2 separate regions of the Homo sapiens genome follow, and region 1 is linked to region 2. A link is a loop called in an ENCODE intact Hi-C map of the cell type or tissue named here. Cell type or tissue: body of pancreas. All regions are shown on one strand. Links, peaks and the distances in the headings refer to the core of each region. The heading gives the core; the rest is flanking DNA. Region 1 overlaps UXS1 (UDP-glucuronate decarboxylase 1). Region 2 overlaps UXS1 (UDP-glucuronate decarboxylase 1).

Region 1 (5,381 bases), core at 301-5,300, 48 kb after region 2:
CAGAGGTGCTCTGTACACCGTGTAATCCCTGCTGGTAACATTTCTGTCCTTGGGAGATATCTGGGGAGGGAGGAATCCCTGTACCTTCATTACTCCTCTTGGGTCACCTCTTGCCTGTCAGGCCTGCTGTTAGTTGGCTCCACGTCTCAGGACCTGCATACCCAAGCCCTCACCCCTCTCTCAGCTGCTACGAATGAGGCAAGGAGGCGTTTGATGCCAGTTACACTGTTCCAGCCTAGTTCGTGTTTCCAAAGGGCCTTTGGGAGCCTCAGCCTGTTCCTTGCAATCCTAGTGTCCTTGTGGCAATGTTTGTGAGCTATTCCACACGTGGTCACTGTCACTTCAAAGTAAATTAGTGTCATCAGAAAACTGGGGACAGAGGTCAAGGGCAATTACTGGGTTGAGAACCATCCCTTGGAGGTAGATAATAATGATGGCAGTTTTCAAAATAGTTTCAGTGTTTTAACCCCTGTGTTGTAGGTGGAATGGATATTATTGTCCTCATCTCAAAGATTAGGATCTTAAGTCTTAGAAACTGAAGTGACTTCCTTGGGATAATGAATCCCAGGATGAGACGAGGCCATCCAGGCATTCCAGCCTCCACCCTTTGCAGGTCCCTCAGCATCCATCCTAAGTTTCCATTGGTTCTATGTTGGTGCAGCTCAGGCTTGTAGGAGTTGTCTTGACCTTCCTGATGCTTGGAGCTGTCCATGACTCATGGGCCACCATAGGGGACAAAACCACAGAGCATAAAGTGAAATCCAGCCATGCCTAGGATGAATCAGCAGTTAGCTTTCTGACTGACAGCTTTGTCTATGCTCAAAGGCACCAGCTCAGTGTCAGCAGGGCCTGACCACTCGCAGGCAGAACATTGTGTGGGAGTCAGGGGTTCATGAATGTGTTTGCTTCTTGGTCCTTCAGAGGTGGGCTCTTCCTTAAATGAGACAGCGTTGCCTGGTGTGTACTTCCTGGGTTTTCAGCCTGGTTCTTCCCTTCTTAGGAAGGTGGCTTTGGGTCAGACCCTGGACCTTGCCTCAGATCTGAGATGAGGAATACCTTTCTCCAATCCATGCATGTGGGTGGCAACTGAACTGCCACCATCAACAGTGGTGTCAGCATCCATCGACTGTCCCCCTGCCTGCCCACATGGTCCCACCGTGAGGACCAGTGAGAATGAGGATTCAGCAGCAAGTGGACTATACATATTGACTGGGGGTCGCCTTTGTGTGAAGGCCAAGGGTTCCCTGATGCTACCTAGAAAGGGATAGATGGGCATACAAACTCCAGAAGACACCATCATCCCAGAGGAGAGCAGGGCTTAACTGGAGTGAGCCTCGGGTTCCTGTCTATTTCATGTAAGGAGTTTAGGCTTCATGAGTAGCTTGTCTTATTGGTGTAGACCAGCCTTGAGAGCTCGTGTTCTTGGAAGTGTTGTTGCACTCAACGGCTGTTGCACCTGTATAGAAGGGCTGCCCTCTGTTGCTGAACCATTACAGGCCCAAATAGAAAAGCCACAGCAAGCAAGCCTGTTTATGGGTTGGACACTTAATGTCTGCTGATCCTAATGAGGCCATGTTCCGGAATATTGTTTTGTGGAAAGGGAACGTCAAGAAGATAAAAGCATTTGATTTGCTGCAAATTTTGCCTAACCCATTGAGCTTTTCCCCTGCCAGGCACATTGCGTTGATTATTGTAAATTTGCTGAGGTTTTTCCAGTCTTTTCCTAGAATAAAGCCACATCCATTCACTTTCTTTCCTCATCTTATCAATTAAATGCAAGTGGGTACTTCTGAGTCATTTTCTGTTGAGAGCAGCATCTCTGCTCCCCACCCTTTTTAATACACTCATTAGTTCGGTGGAGAAAAGGGTTGATTTATTCTTGGACTTAGCTCATATCTTTGTCCTGAGTATCTGAGTGGCTCACGTGAAGTATTACAGTGTATTACTAGGAAGAATTAGCACAAATAAAGCACTCTGGCTTCTAAAAGTTAACTGTGTGCTTCCATGCCTCTCACCCTTTTTCATATCACAGCACACTTAAAAACCCGCCTGGGTTTGTGGAACACCCTAGGGAAATTGACAAGCCTGCTGTGGGCCGAGGTGGCGGCCGTGTCACTCCAGCCACTGAGAGGGCTGATGGGGCCTCTGGGGCTCGTGGTTCATGCCCTTTAACTCGCTATACTGGTGGAGAAATTCTGTGCTAAGTAAGCCTTGTTAGCTAAGGGTTCATTGGATTCCCATTCCCAACCCATGCCAGCCTAAGGTGTTGGCCGAAATTGAAAAAAGAACTGTTTCAGCTGGTAGTGATAACTGGCACCAAATACAGCCACTGGGCCTGTGCTTCAGTCTTAGAACACTGAGGCGGTCAGGTGAGTACTGCTTCTTTCCCAGTCTTGCTGCGACCGAGTCAGTGGCAGGCCTGGGCAGTGAGCGGTGGAGCGGGAACGGCGGACACATGGGCGCAGTGAGAAGCAGAGCCCAGGTCCTCACGCCCCAGGCTCCCTGCCCTCAGGTGCCCAGAAAGTGCACGTTTGTTCTGCAGTGGATCAAACATTAGATACGTATACACTGTAAAAGCCCACTAATTCAGAGTTTGTGATAAAAACATTTAATTTTTCCATCCATGGCAAAGCAGTCTGTGAAGTTAATAATTAACACGATCACTTAGAGCAGGCTTTTGTTATTCAAGTATGCACTTCCATGATTGCATATTTGAAAACAGGCTTTTCTGGATTACAAAAGTAATACATGTTCATTGTAGTAAAAATAGAAGCATTAAAAATACTTGAAAATGAACATAGAGGTGAAAATGAACAGGAGGGATGACTATTTAAACAGTGTCAGTATGTTTCTCTTTCCAGGCCATTAGCTAATAACCTATACTGGGCACTAAGTTGTATTTAGTTTCTCACTAAAACAGATGTTTTTTAGTAAAATAGATTGGGAGTGTAGATGCAAGCTCACTCAGTAAGAACGTTTCTGTGTCCCCTTTTCCTAAGATAGAGAGCTTTCTTGTATTTCTCCCTAGCTATTAAATATTCATTGACATCTAAATCTCTATTGAGTGATTAATTTGCACAATATATTATGTGAAAAAGATTAGAAAAGCATATTCATAACATGATCCCATTTTGGAAAATATATATTTAACTGGGAAAAAAAATTATATAAATACACGTTTTTCCTCCTTGTACTGTTTGGCTGGTTTTCTACCAAAATATTAATGCTGGTGGCCTTTCAGTGGCGAGATCTGGGACAGCTTTGACTCTCTTTGGTATAGCCCTGTGTAGTCTCCCGATTGGTCTATAATGAGCACATTATGGAATCAGAACAAAAAAGCCATTTCCATTTTGGAATGGAAAGCAGAACGTTTCCATTCTGCATTGCATGCAGGGCACTGGAAATGCAAAGTGGATGCGTGGACCACACAGGGGAGCACACCTGACCTCCTCTTCTCTCTGTTCCAGGAAGGCGTGGAAGTGCGAGTGGCCAGAATCTTCAACACCTTTGGGCCACGCATGCACATGAACGATGGGCGAGTAGTCAGCAACTTCATCCTGCAGGCGCTCCAGGGGGAGCCACTCACGGTAGGTGCTGGCCTCGGCTCAGGGAGCACCTTGCAACCCAAATCGAAGTCAGCTCACAAAGGATGAGGGATAAGTGCATCTTGGTTCAGGGAGTGACACTTCTGAAGCTGCCATGTATACCCGCTACCCTCCACTAAGGGGAAGGCAGGCACGGGGACATAACCCAGATGCATGGCTGCTCCACGAAACTAGAGTCACCTTGCCCTCCATGGCCACTGGGGTCCCTGCCCATGCCTCCAGGTCTGCCTGCCTGTACCAGCCGGCCTGTGAAGACCTTCTCCGACATACTTTTGGCCTGCTGGCTGTAGCCAGGGGTGTGCCTGTACTGGGTGTCCTCGGATGGCTGAGAAGCCTGGACAGGTAGGGTGGGGAGGTGAGCCACATCTGGTCAGGCTGGGCCGTCACCTTGACAATGCCGGCAGGCCCTCGGTACCATCCTCCACTGGCCACCCTCAACCCAGGGAGACTTCTGGAGCCAGCAGAGGTCCCAGTGATCTGTGGTCGGTGGTCCAAGTGTGTGGCAAAGATGTCTGTGCCGACACTGACTGCTTGGTACCCTCAGATACCATCTGGGGTCAGGGTGGGTTTGCTGATTCCACACCTGTTCCCACAGCCCTCTGGCCTCCCTTGGGAGGAGCACCCCAGGCCTGCCTGGTGAGAGGCTCTGCCGGCATCTTTGGTTTTGCTAATCCTCCCTCCCACCCCCAGCTCCCCGGTCACTCCTCTTCGTGGTTGTCTGCCCAGGCTGCTTTGCTCTTCTGATCTGTAGCCTCCTAGAGCACTTTCCAGCATGGCATTTTGTGGGACTCGAGTCGATTTGCATCCTGTTACTCTGAAAATCCTGTGGCATGGTTTGTTATCAATTGAGTGTATTCCAGGGGGAAGAATTATAGCTCTGTGTATTTCTGTGTAGTACATATGCATCTACCCATTGATTGGTTGATCACGTTAGCTCACTCTTCTGTCCTATGATCTGCAGGTGACATTATTCCCCTCCTTTTTCAGGCAAGGATGCTGGAGCGCAGAGGTTATATGAGTTGCCCAAGCTTAGGTGGCCACACAGTGGTAGCCTGGGTTTTGAAGCCAGAGCCCCCGCTCTTCATGAGCATTCTCCGTGGTGTGTGTCTCCTTGTCTGTGTTGGCTGCTCCGCTACCAACGTAGAACCAAAAGCCTAGCCTGTTACACAGTGGGATGACTCTCCAAGGGCAACTGCATTGTATAGCTGAGTTTCGCTGAGTGCATTCCTGGGGAGAGGTGAGTCCAAACTCAGCTTTAGGCTCCCAACAGCCCATGCCAGCTCTCCCACCTCCCCCTGTCACTAAGTGGTATCTTGGTGCCCCTAAATGGAGGCTCTGTGACTACACATGGCTCTTCTCCTTCCTTCACTGCACAGATCCACCAGCACATCCTAATGGCCGTGCCCTCCCTAGGTAGATCCAGACTCCAGTCCCTGGTCTACACTGCTGCCGCCCCACCCCTATTTATTGCCGTAGCCTTGGAGCCACTCTCATTCTCCCTGTCCTGTGTACTCTCAACCCCGCAGCTGGAGGGAGCCTTGTAAAGAGGGGTCGGAAGCTCAAGTGGCTCTGCAGCTCCAGCAGAGCACGGGACACAGCCCTGTTGCCTCCGCACCTTCCCTCAGGCCGGGCTTCCTTGCTCCCTTGCTCCTGCCTGTCCCAGCAGCGTCTTGCTTTTCTTCCAGGCATTCTTGTTCATTCATCCTCTCCTTAAGGGAACCTTCTTGATGCTTCTCTGCATTATGGCACCAGGCTAGTTACCATAACCATGTTAGT
Region 2 (5,381 bases), core at 330-5,329:
TTTGCAACCGTGTCTCAAAAAATTACTCCCTTATTTAAGAGGACATGCAGTCTGTTACTGTTGGTCCATTTTTGATGTATTAAAACAAATTCTACCTCAAAGGCAAAATGGATTTAGACTTTTACATGACTTTTCAGGTAAGCGTTTTTTAGAGAAAGGGAAGTGATTGCCTTTGGGAGATAGAGATGAGTACAAACATCCTCTCACTGGCACAGGTGCTGAAAAGAACAATGGCCACCAATCGGATGCTAGGCCACGTGCACAGATGGAGACGTTGCACACCCACCCAGCTGAAGGCTAGCACCTATGCTCAGTTATGCACCTCCTATTTAAATACATGTAGATACAGCCAGACCGTTGTAACATGGGCTGTGGGGGAGGGGATGGGAGGTTACTTACTTTGGATTTGAAGCCAACTTAGGGAGTCCTGGGAAGCCCTTGAGTTGCTGTCTTTCTGCCTGAGTCCACAGTGTCTACAGACGTGGATGTAGGTTGACTCACAGCCTGCAATTTATGTGCTGCAGCTGATAACATGAGTATACACAGTAATTGCAGAAACAAGATGTTAAGCTTTTGTGGGCCATGCTTAGGGGATTGTTCCTAAAAAGAGATGGATAGTGTTGATCTGTTTTTATGAGCCTGAAACACCTTTTACATTCTTCCTAGTAGGATGGGTGAGCAAAAACATTAATTGTCTCAGAAACCGAGGCATTTATGGAGTAAGAGTTCAAATGGACAGTTTATCTGTTCAATTCTAGCATTGTGATGCAAGTGGTGTATCTTAATTTCAAACTGGAAGTTAATTTGTAGAAGAAATTAAAACCTGTTTTGCCTTATCTGAAACATCAGAATGGGGTGAAAGGGGTTGAGAACTGTGTTTTTGCTTTAAAACTGATTTTTGTTATTATTGTTCTAGATGGTTGAACCACTAAGAGAGAAAATCAGAGATTTAGAAAAAAGGTATGTGTACTTTTTGTCTTAAAGTCAATAGTTAAAATAAGTTTGTCTCAATTGAGTAATTAATTCTGTTTGTTTGCTCCAAACTCTGCCAACCTAAATAAATGTCTGTATACGCATTTCCCCCACTTTGAGTGTAATACCCAGATAGAACATGGGGAGAAGAATCAATCTAGATGTGTTAAGATCTTCCTTCTTCAAACTCTGAACGTCTGAATTTCTGCAAATTTATTACATAGAAGTTGAGGCCAGGCCTCACATTTTCCTTGAACTTCTGCATATATTGATCAGTGGGATAGAATTCCAAAATAGGAGGACAATCCAGTGGGCCTGAAATGTACCATATGCAAACACCACAAAATAAGGATGTGGAGCCTATGGTGTGTCATGTGTAGTCATTTAGCTGCTTTTGTCACCAGAGTTCATGAGGAGGTTTCCAGAATTTAGTCCAGGTGAAGTGAGAGGGCAGAAGAATTATGTAATATGATAGAAATGTTTATTTGAGTCAGATTTCGGAGAGAACCCCTCCTCACCCTTTGGGACACTATTGCCCTCAGGTTCTCTCTCAGGCACTCCCGAGGCCGCTGAGCCTCAGCCTCCAGGACTTTCCTCTTGCACGTACTGTATGTGGAAAACTATCTAGAGTAGCAGTTGAATCTTCAGAAATTTTAGAAAGAAAAATGACAGCATTTATTAAAGTTGATGTGATTTTTTCCCCTTATTGGGATGAGTTTGGACGATGTGTGTCAGCATTGAATGAGCCTTTTATCAAGTCCAGAACAAAAATGAAAAAATGAAGAGCAGTTTTCCTTTGATTTTCATTAAATGATCGAAGGGAAATACGACTGGAGAAGAGTCATTAAACAAAATGTGTCATTCACTTGATTCTTATCCTCAACTGAGCAGTCAAGCAAACTGTTAATTTCAGCACTTATCAGAACAAAAGTTGTCAGTAATTTTTAACAGATTCCTTAGTAATATAAGGTTGTTACTTGTGCTTTAAATTTTTTTTGCCATGATTCTGTGCTTTAGTTATGCAGCTTGTAATATTTCCTTGGATGGGAGCCAGAAAATCTGCCTTTGATAAGACAGCAGAATTGAGAGATCTTAATTGAAGCTTTTTTTTTCTTTTTAGAAAAATTGGAACAATAAGAAATAACCCACCACACATTTTCTATATTGGTCTAAAAACTTGTCCACCAGTGATTATTTTCTTTAGACAATAGAATTTATTTATGAAAAGAAAAATGTCTCAATTCGATAACTTCCCTAAGGCAATAGCTTACAAACAAGAGCTCTCAACATGTGAGAATTATGCAATCTCTTTGATACTTTTGTGATATCTTTGAGTGTGTGCTTTTAAACTGGATGGAGAAGCACAAATAAGAATTCAATCCTAAGAATTTACTAATAATTTATTCTTGTCAACCTGTGAAACCGCCTTGAAAATAGTGGCAAAGGGCAAACATTTGCCTCTCGGGCTGCTTGCAGGTGACTCATTCTGGAATGGTTCCGTCCTTCAGGTTGGTCAGCAAGTCAGGTGATCCGCGTGCCTGCATTACTGTGTCAGAAGGTCAAGCGTAGGCCTGGCTAAAAAAGCGTGACGGTGGAAATTGATGGAACTCCGTCTAGCTTACTTTTCCTGACTCAGTGTGTGATAAAGATGATCAAACAACCATCTTGACACTGACAAGATAAGAATGTAACTGGAAATAGGTTTACTTGACGTGCTTGTCACTTTGAGCAAAGTGGCCCCCAAGAACTAAAGATATTTTTGGAAGTTACAGGTTATATTTGTACAGGGAAAGAAAGAAGACAGTGTCATTCTAGAATCCTGAGTAAATGGATTGTATGTGGGCTTTTTCTCTTTTACCACACTCCCATTGCTTAATACTTTGATTATATGCCATTTGTTTAATTTTAACTCTGTATCTTTAAATGTTCTTTGAATAGATGGCAAATGATAATTTAAATTCTAAGTAAGAATACTGCTTACTGGCTAAACAGTAAGTTTAATCTGGAATGGCATAAAATATTAATGATTAGTAAAGGACTAATTTGGGGTTGTAAGGAAAGATTTGTTACCTCATTCTGCCTCTGCTTGCTGGTTTCTCTCTCGCTTAGGAATGCAGGCCTCATGCCTCTGCTGCATTTTGCTGCTTAACCCCCAGTGCCTAGTGTAGAACGGAGCTTAATGGAAAGTTCCTGAATAAGTGGATGAGCCAGTACACTGGGTAGGATTTTCACCTGCTACAGGTCTTTAAGAAGCCTTGTGGGCCAGGCACGGTGTAATACCAGCACTTTGGGAAGCCTCGGCAGGCTGATGGCTTGAGCCCAGGAGTTCGAGCCCAGCCTGGGCAACATAATGAAACCTCATCTCTACAAGAAATACAAGGCTGCAGTGAGCTGTGATTATGCCGCTACACTCCATCTGGGGTGACAGAGTGTAAGACCTTGTCTCAAAAAAGGAAAAAAAAAAAAGGCCTTGTGCTCCTGCCCAGCCCTGAGTCAGTCCAGCAGGTGCTTGGGAGCACCCAGGCAGCTGGCTCAGCATGTGGCCCAGCCAACGGCACCCACATGGTCACTGCACTCTATCAGTCACTGTGCTCTGTCACCCATTACTGCAAGGAGGAAAACAGGATGACATGCATACTGAGGAGGACCCCACAGGCACTCTCCCCTTCCTGTTTTTCAGCTTTGTATGTGTGGCTTCTCGAAGAAGTGAGGAGTATAAGATAGTTTTTTAAAAGTTTAATTACTTGAGCGTATACATATGAAATCTAAAACTTGGCTGCTACATATTGAAGAAGAACAAAGCAAGAAACTCAACCTATTTTTCGTTTTTTAAATTAAAGGTTTCAGCACGCTGCATTTGAAGTATTTTTTAGTCCATCTTATGCCCGTCACTGCGTATGTCGGGCAACCATGCCTTTGCTTCAGTTCAATTTCTTTGAAGTACATTTCCTGTAATAAAACGGTTTGGCCGTTTCCTCTTGGTATAAGTAGCACACCACATTTCATTTTAAGCTTTCAGATAGGGACTATTCTAAGCTGACAGCTTGGATTAACATTTGTTTCCATGGCCCCGGATGCACACTCCACAGTCCTGCGCCTCCGCTCCTCACTGAATTGGTTTTCTCCCTGCACCGCGTTTTCCCATATGTAGCTATATTCCCATTCCCGAGCGGTCTTGACTCTAAAATCATATACACGGTAGAGAAGGAGCCCTGAAGGTGAGTGAGGGGAAGTCATGAGTCAGAGACGGCTCCAGCGTTTTCACGACAGACAGTTCGGAGGAGCCACGGTGCTTATGAGCAGTCGTGGGAAGGAAAGAGTCTCAGCTGTGCCACGGCACTGGGTGTGCCACTTGGGGACTGAGGCTGAAGACATGGATATCGTGAGCTCAGAGAAATGAGGACAATTGGAGCGGTGTGAGAGGTGCACACAAATAACTCTGAGATTTACAGTGCCGTCCCCTAGCTGAGTTGGTGAGGGAAGAAGAGGCGGAATGACAAGAAGTGTTACTTGGCAAACAAGACATCTGTGCCGCTCCCGCCAGTCTAACAGCATCGCTCCTGACTGAAGGCAGAACTTGCTCCTGCTCCCCAGCTGCATGGATGACTTTCCTGAGGCACTTCCTATGGGCGGCAAGTACTAAAGACGGTCGGTGAGCTCACAAGGGGGAGCCCCAGGGTTCCCACCCTTGCCCTCAGACTCTCCCATCTGATTTTGTAGTCTGCAAGGGGAACTTGAGCTTTTGAGACCCTGGAAGTTCTTAATGGGGGAATTCGTCTGCATTGTAATAGAAAGCCCTTTCACTCCAATTTAAGCACGCTCAGGGCTTTCTGGAGATGAGAAACCCCTGCTTCAGGGGCTTCTGTCTAATGACCCTTCATATTCCCTTCAGTTCAGCGACCATTAAGGAAGTGCATTCTGTATCCTAGTGCTGTGTCTGTGCTGGGGACAGGGCAGGGATGGAGACGGTGCCACCTGGCACAACACCTTTCCAATTAGTATAATGACCATAAAGCTGATGTCTCAGATTTTATTTAAAGCACTTTTGTTCCTAACTGAATAACTTTTAAAATGAATATTTCAGTTCTGTGTTTATTACCTCTCACTGGACGTTTTATATTCAGATCACACTGCCCTGCTCCTGGGACATCAGTGTGGGCTGGGGACCAGTGGCACCTTAGGGCAGCAAGAGGGTATCAAAAGATAAGTGAGACTTAGGGTCAGAGCAGATCCACAGAGACAGAAGATGCTGATGCTCAGTCGTTTTACCAGGGACGCTGGTCAGGAAGAGGATGCCGTGATTGTGAAAATTCCTGGAGCAGGAGACAAAGTTTCATTAATATCTCTTCTCGCTCTTGTGGAGCGGTCCTCATGCGTTGGGCCTGTGACTTCACGAAGCTGCTTTCTTC

Evidence for each region. Peaks named below come from ENCODE experiments on the same cell type or tissue, not always from the same donor. Only the 100,000 strongest peaks of a DNase experiment are listed, where the experiment ranks them.
Region 1: a loop joins it to region 2, with 2.1 times the contacts of the local background. A loop is called at or near these places in 11 of 110 quality-filtered maps.

The regions. Positions count from the first base shown.
Region 1 is chr2:106,110,852-106,116,232 of GRCh38, reverse strand. UXS1 (UDP-glucuronate decarboxylase 1) reads left to right here. Exons shown (of 15, transcript NM_001253875.2): 10 at 3,468-3,587. Among named protein-coding and RNA genes, the nearest start is that of ECRG4, 48 kb to the right of the region's middle. In body of pancreas, for the core only: a CTCF peak has its summit at 2,346; a DNase peak (open chromatin) is centred at 2,422; H3K27ac peaks cover 1,819 bases.
Region 2 is chr2:106,159,246-106,164,626 of GRCh38, reverse strand. UXS1 (UDP-glucuronate decarboxylase 1) reads left to right here. Exons shown (of 15, transcript NM_001253875.2): 4 at 917-960. Among named protein-coding and RNA genes, the nearest start is that of UXS1, 32 kb to the left of the region's middle. RefSeq lists enhancers at 3,290-3,379, 3,390-3,449. In body of pancreas, for the core only: no CTCF peak of the experiment used is centred there; a DNase peak (open chromatin) is centred at 2,486; H3K27ac peaks cover 1,786 bases.